Regions from separate parts of the Homo sapiens genome. Here region 1 is linked to region 2. A link is an interaction called in ENCODE POLR2A ChIA-PET data of the cell type or tissue named here. Cell type or tissue: CD4-positive, alpha-beta T cell. All regions are shown on one strand. Links, peaks and the distances in the headings refer to the core of each region. The heading gives the core; the rest is flanking DNA. Region 1 has its middle 16 kb from the start of ZNF846. Region 2 overlaps OLFM2 (olfactomedin 2).

Region 1 (2,917 bases), core at 178-2,677, 110 kb after region 2:
GCAAAATGGATTAAAATACACAATCCAACTGTATGTTGCCCTTTGCTTTTTTTTTTTTTTTTTTTTTTTAAGACAGAGTCTCGCTCTGTCGCCCAGGCTGGAGTGCAATGGCAAGATCCCGGCTCACTGCAACCTTCACCTCCTGGCTTCCAGAAATTCTCTCTGCCTCAGCCTCCTGAGTAGATAGGATTACAGGCACCCACCACCATGCCCAGCTAATTTTTGTAGTATTAGTAGAGACAGGGTTTTGCCATGTTGACCAGGCTGTCTCAAACTCCTGACTTCAGGTGATCTGCTCACCTCAGCCTCCCAAAGTGCTAGGATTACAGGCATGAGCCATCACGCCTGGCCATCCTTCGCTTTAGATCTAAAGACAAAAAAGGTTGAAAGTTAAATAATGGAAAAAGATCATTCCATGTAAATAGTAACCTAAAGAGAATTTGCCTGGATATATTAATATCAGACAAAGTAAACTTGAAGTAAAAAACTGATAGAAGAGAGAGTGAATGAGAGTATATACTGATAGAAGGTAAAATTCATCAAGAAGATAAAAAAATTATATGTATCAAACATCAGAGCTTAAAATACATGAAGTAAATATTGGCAAAATTAAAGGGAAAAATAGACAATTCTGCATAACAATTGGAGACCTCATTATACCACTTTCAATTTAATAGGTAGAACAGCCACGATAATATCAAGAAGGAAACAGGACAAGTACTATATAACAGTTGGCACAACCCACCCCACAACAGAAGAGAACACATTTTTCTCAAGCATATGTGGAATAGTTTCCAGGAGAAACCATGTGTTAGGCCACAAAACAAATCTTAATGAAATGTAAAAGACTGAAACACAAAGTACCATTTCAAGTCACATAGAATGAAACAAGAAATGAAAAACAAGGAAAACTGGAAAATTCACAAATACATTTTATTGTAAGCAACACACTCCTGATCTATCAATGGGTGAAGCAAGAATTCACAAGGTAAATTAGAAAACATCTTGAGACAAATGAAAACAAAGACATGGCATACCAAAATTTATGAGATGTTGCTGTAGTCTAAATTTTGTCTCCTAGGCTGGGCACGGTGGCTCACACCTGTAATCCCAGCACTTTGGGAGGCCAAGGTGGGTGGATCACAAGGTCAGGAGATTGAGACCATCCTGGCTAAGGTGGTGAAACCCTGTCTCTACTTAAAAAAAAAAAAAAAATCAGCCCAGTGTGGTGCTGGGTGCCTGTAGTCCCAGTTATCCAGGAGGCTGAGGCAGGAGAATGGTGTGAACCTGGGAGGCAGAGCTTGCAGTGAGCCAAGATCACACCACTGCATTCCAGCCTGGGTGACAGAGTGAGACTCCATGTCAAAAATAAATAAATAAATAAATAAATAAATAAATAAATAAATAAATAAATTTTGTCTCCTCAACTTGCGTATGTTGACATCTTAACTCCCAAAGTGATTGTATTAGGAGCTGGGAATTTTGGGACATGATGAAGTCATGAGGGCTCTGCAGAATGGGATTACCCCCCTCATGGAAGACACCCCAAAGATATTTCATGCCACTTCTACTGTATTTGGTTACTTCAAGAAGATGGCTCTCTGTGAACCAGGAAAAGGGCCCTCATCTGACACTGAATCTGACTGTACCTTGAGCTTTGACCTAATCTCCAGAACTCGGAGAAATAAATTTATGTTGTTTATTAACCACCAGTCTATGGTATTTTGTTATAGCAGCCTGAATGGACAGATACAGTGAAAGTAGTGAAAAGAAGGCAACTCATAGCAGTAACTACTCAAATTCAAAAAGAAGAAAGATCTCAAAGACTAAGCCAAGGAATGTTTCACAGAATTCAGCCTAAAAAGAAAAGTGCTGGAAAGGATGTAAATTAAATAATGTATGAGATAAGCAAAAAGCTTCAATATCCAGCTACAAGGCATTCTAGAATGAGAGAATAGAAAAAAAAAAAAGGGAAATCACTGAAAGAAGCAATAAGAATTTTTTTTTTTTTTTTTTTTTGGGATGAAGTCTCACTTTGTTCCCCAGGCTGGAATGCAGTGGAACAATCTCCACTCACTGCAACCTCCACCTCCCAGGTTCAAGTGATTCTCCTGCTTCAGCCTCCCGAGTAGCTGGGATCACAGGCATGCACCACCAAGCTCAGCTAATTTTGTGTATTTTTTTTTTTTGTAGAGACGAAGTTTCATCATGTTGTCCAGGCTGGTGTCAAACTCCTGACTTCAGGTGATCCACCCACCTTGGCCTCCCAAAGTGCTGGGATTATGGACGTGAGCCACCACACCCGCCCTTGAAATACTGTTTCTAAAAGGTATATGGAAGAACAATAGGCAAGGATAATCAAGACCCAGCTGATAAAAAAGGTGGAAGAACTTGCCCTAATGAATATCAAGATTAAAACTATAGTAATTAAGATGCTGTTGCATTGTACACAGACAACTAGACTATTGGTACAAAATAGTCTGGAAATAGTCACGTGTATTAGTCTGTTCTTGAGTTGTTATAAAGAAATACCTGGCTGGTCATGGTGACTCATGCATGTAATCCCAGCACTTTGGGAGGTGATCCACCCACCTCGGCCTCCGAAGTGCTGGGATTACAGGCATGAGCCACTGCACCCCGCAAGATCTCATTTTACAGTAATGTTACATGCATCCATATAAGAGACCACCTGAGCAGGCTTAGTGTGAGCAACAAGGCTGTTTATTCACTAGGGTACAAGTGGGCTGAGTTTGAGAAAGGAGTCAGTGAAGATGGTGGGATTATCATTGGTCTTATAGGTTTGGGATAGGCGGTGGAGTTAGGAGCGACTTTTTTTGTGGGCAGGGGATGGATGTTATGAAGTACATTCTCAAGAGTGGGGAGGATGTTACAAAGTACATTCACAAGGGCGGGGAGG
Region 2 (2,917 bases), core at 238-2,737:
TACTAAAAATACAAAAATTAGCCAGGCATGGAGGTGGGTGATTGTAATCCTAGCTACTCGGGAGGCTGAGGCATGAAAATCGCTTGAACCCAGGAGGTGGAGGTTGCAGTGAGCCAAGATCGCACCACTGCCCTCCAGCCTGGGAGACACAGCGAGAGTCTGTCTCAAAAATGAAAAATAATAAAATAAACGAATAAATAAAAGAGAAGTAATGAGCAGGTTGCTGCTGTGGACAACTGAGGTGTAAATCTAATGGGTTGCCCTGGAAGATTTCATGAACATACACCTTCGAGTTCTTTCCCACTGGAGAGGCAAGAGGGGTGGTATTAATCACGAATGCCTGTAGGTCATCTCTGAGGATTGCTGGGTGTATTTTCTGCTGGCCCCATGCAAGGGCAGGGTGGGATATGACCACCAGAGAAAGCTCTTGGCTGTGGCCAATCCTGGGCACACCTGCAGTGAATGTTAGCTCCACCCAGCTCCTACCTGAGTACAAGGAAGGCGGAGAAAGTGAGTTACTGTGCTCCGCTGCCAGGGCTGAGGATGTGCAACTTACAAAGAGGGGGTTCCCCCCATTTAGGAAGGGTGTACAAAGGCTCGAAGAATGACTGACTGTAATAGTTTCAGCTGGCGTTTATGAATGGTTTGTTTTCCTTATAGATTAGTGGGGGAGTCAAGCTCATCTGTATAATTTGTACAATTATATCATTTGCTCATATTCCAATAAGCCTTAAAAAAAAAAAGACTCGATTGAGTGGGAGAGAAAAAGGTGGGCTAATAGTTGGAGTCCCCGGGATCGCTCATAATTCACAGCTTGGTTTATCTGTGCTGCAGCTCACGGCACCGATTCTGCTGGGAGATCTAGTAATGGCTGTGCAAATGATCAATGATTGTGGTGCTTTGTTTCTCTGTAAAACACTGGGGTTTTTTTAATCAGAATTTCTTCCATGCCTGTCAGAATGCATCCTGGAATAGGACCAGAATCTTCCATTTACCGCCTCTATGGCCACCACCCATCATCACCTGTCTGGATCTGTGCAGTCACCCCTGCCCTGGCCTCCCTCCCTCGTTCCCTAGAGCAGCCAGAGGTCACTGTGAACACCCAAGTAAGGTCACGTCTCGCCTCTGCACAGAACCCTCCATGGCTCCCACCTTCCTCAGGGCAGAACCCAGAGCCCTCACTGCTTCCCACAAGGCCTTGCCCCATCACCTCCCTTCTCTCATCTGCCTCCACTTACCCCTTACTCAATCTGCTCCAGCCACATGGGCCTCCTCCTTGTTTCACAAACACACCAGGCATGGTCCTGCCTCAGCCTTTCTACTTGCTGTTCTCTCTGCCTGGAACCCCTTCCCCAGACATCCAAATGGCTCCTCCCTCACTTCCTTCAGGTCTTGAACAAAGACTTCAGGTTTTGAACAAACGACGCCTACGTGTGCAAGCCCAAGCCAGTCACCCCACAACCCTCACGTCCCCCCACATCCTTTTTTTTTTTTTTGAGACAGAGTTTCACTCTTTTGCCCAGGCTGGAGTAAAGTGGTGTGATCTCGGCTCACTGCAACCTCGGCTCGCTGCCCCCACCCCGCCAGGTTCAAGCGATTCTCCTGCCTCAGGCTCCCAAGTAGCTGGGATTATAGGCGCACATCACCATGCCCGGCTAATTTTTGTATTTTTAGTAGAGACGGGGTTTTACCATGTTGGCTAAGCTGGTCTGGAACTCCTGACCTCAGGTGATCCACCTGCCTCCACTTCCCAAAGTGCTAGGATTACAGGTGTGAGCCACCGCGTCTGGCCTGTTTTTTTTAAGAGATGGGGTCTCACTCTGTCACCCAGGCTGGAGTGCAGTGGCACAGCCATAGCTCATTGCAGCCTCAACTTCCTGTACCCAAGCAATCCTCCTGCCTCAGCCTTGTGAGTAGCTGGGACCACAGGTGCATGCCACTACATCCAGCTAATTTTTTTTTTTTTTTAATTTTTAGTATAGATGAGGTCTTGTTATGTTGCCCAGGGTGGCCTTAAACTCCTGACCTTCAGTGATCCGCCCCCTTCAGCCTCTTGAAATTCTGGGATTACAGGCGTGAGCCACCATTCCTGGGTCCCTCCAGACATTGATCAGGATTTGTAATGATAGAAATGTCCCCTGCCTTCTCCTTTTCTTCTGTCTCACTCGTCCCTCAAGTTCATCTCAAGAGCCCATTCTCTTGGATACCTCCTCAGAGACCCTCAGCCTGAGGGAAGACCCCCTGTTACTCCCTGCACTACTTCTTCAAAGCACTCACTGCAGCATGTGGTTCTAGAAGTATCACTGGCATTAAGTGGTTGATGTCCGTCTCTCCTAGTAGCTCCATGGACAACCACCAGATGTTTTCTTCATTCCTTCTCTTCCTTGATCCTATCCCAGACCCTATGCCTGGGACAGAAGAGACTCTCATGGATATCTTCTTTTTTTTTTTTTTTTTTTTTCTTTGAGACGGAGTCTTGCTCTGTCGCCCAGGCTGGAGCGCAGTGGCGCAGTCTCAGCTCACTGCAACCTCCGCCTCCCAAGTTCAAGCCATTCTCCTGCCTCAGCCTCCCATGTAGCTGAGATTACAGGTGCCCGCCACCATACTTGGCTAATTTTTGTATTTTTAGTAGAGATGGGGCTTTGCCATGTTGGCCAGGCTGTTCTCAAAACTCCTGACCTCAGGTGATCCACCTGCCTCAGGGGTGTCTTCTAATCAGTTTGGAAGTTTATGATTTGTGTCTAGAGTTCCCTGGTACTTATTTGCATTTCTAAGCCTCTGATAAGTCCTGCAGTAACAAAACTTGTTTCACCCAGTGACACACATTTATTTGACCACAGAGCATCCTTTTCCCAGCACACCTGGTAAGATTACCAGTGTTGGAAGGAGTATGGCTTGGGAAACAAAGCCATAATTG

The links. ChIA-PET counts read pairs that join two places held together with the same protein. Peaks named below come from ENCODE experiments on the same cell type or tissue, not always from the same donor. Only the 100,000 strongest peaks of a DNase experiment are listed, where the experiment ranks them.
Region 1: POLR2A ChIA-PET joins it to region 2 with 5 read pairs; 2 of 35 experiments call an interaction of 5 or more read pairs at or near these places.

Annotation. Positions count from the first base shown.
Region 1 is chr19:9,751,717-9,754,633 of GRCh38, reverse strand. It overlaps a transcript of ZNF846 not described here. Among named protein-coding and RNA genes, the nearest start is that of ZNF846, 16 kb to the left of the region's middle. In CD4-positive, alpha-beta T cell, for the core only: no CTCF peak of the experiment used is centred there; no DNase peak of the experiment used is centred there.
Region 2 is chr19:9,861,568-9,864,484 of GRCh38, reverse strand. The region is part of intron 1 of OLFM2 (olfactomedin 2); the gene reads left to right. Among named protein-coding and RNA genes, the nearest start is that of PIN1, 28 kb to the right of the region's middle. In CD4-positive, alpha-beta T cell, for the core only: no CTCF peak of the experiment used is centred there; DNase peaks (open chromatin) are centred at 534 and 1,414; H3K4me3 peaks cover 878 bases; H3K27ac peaks cover 1,629 bases.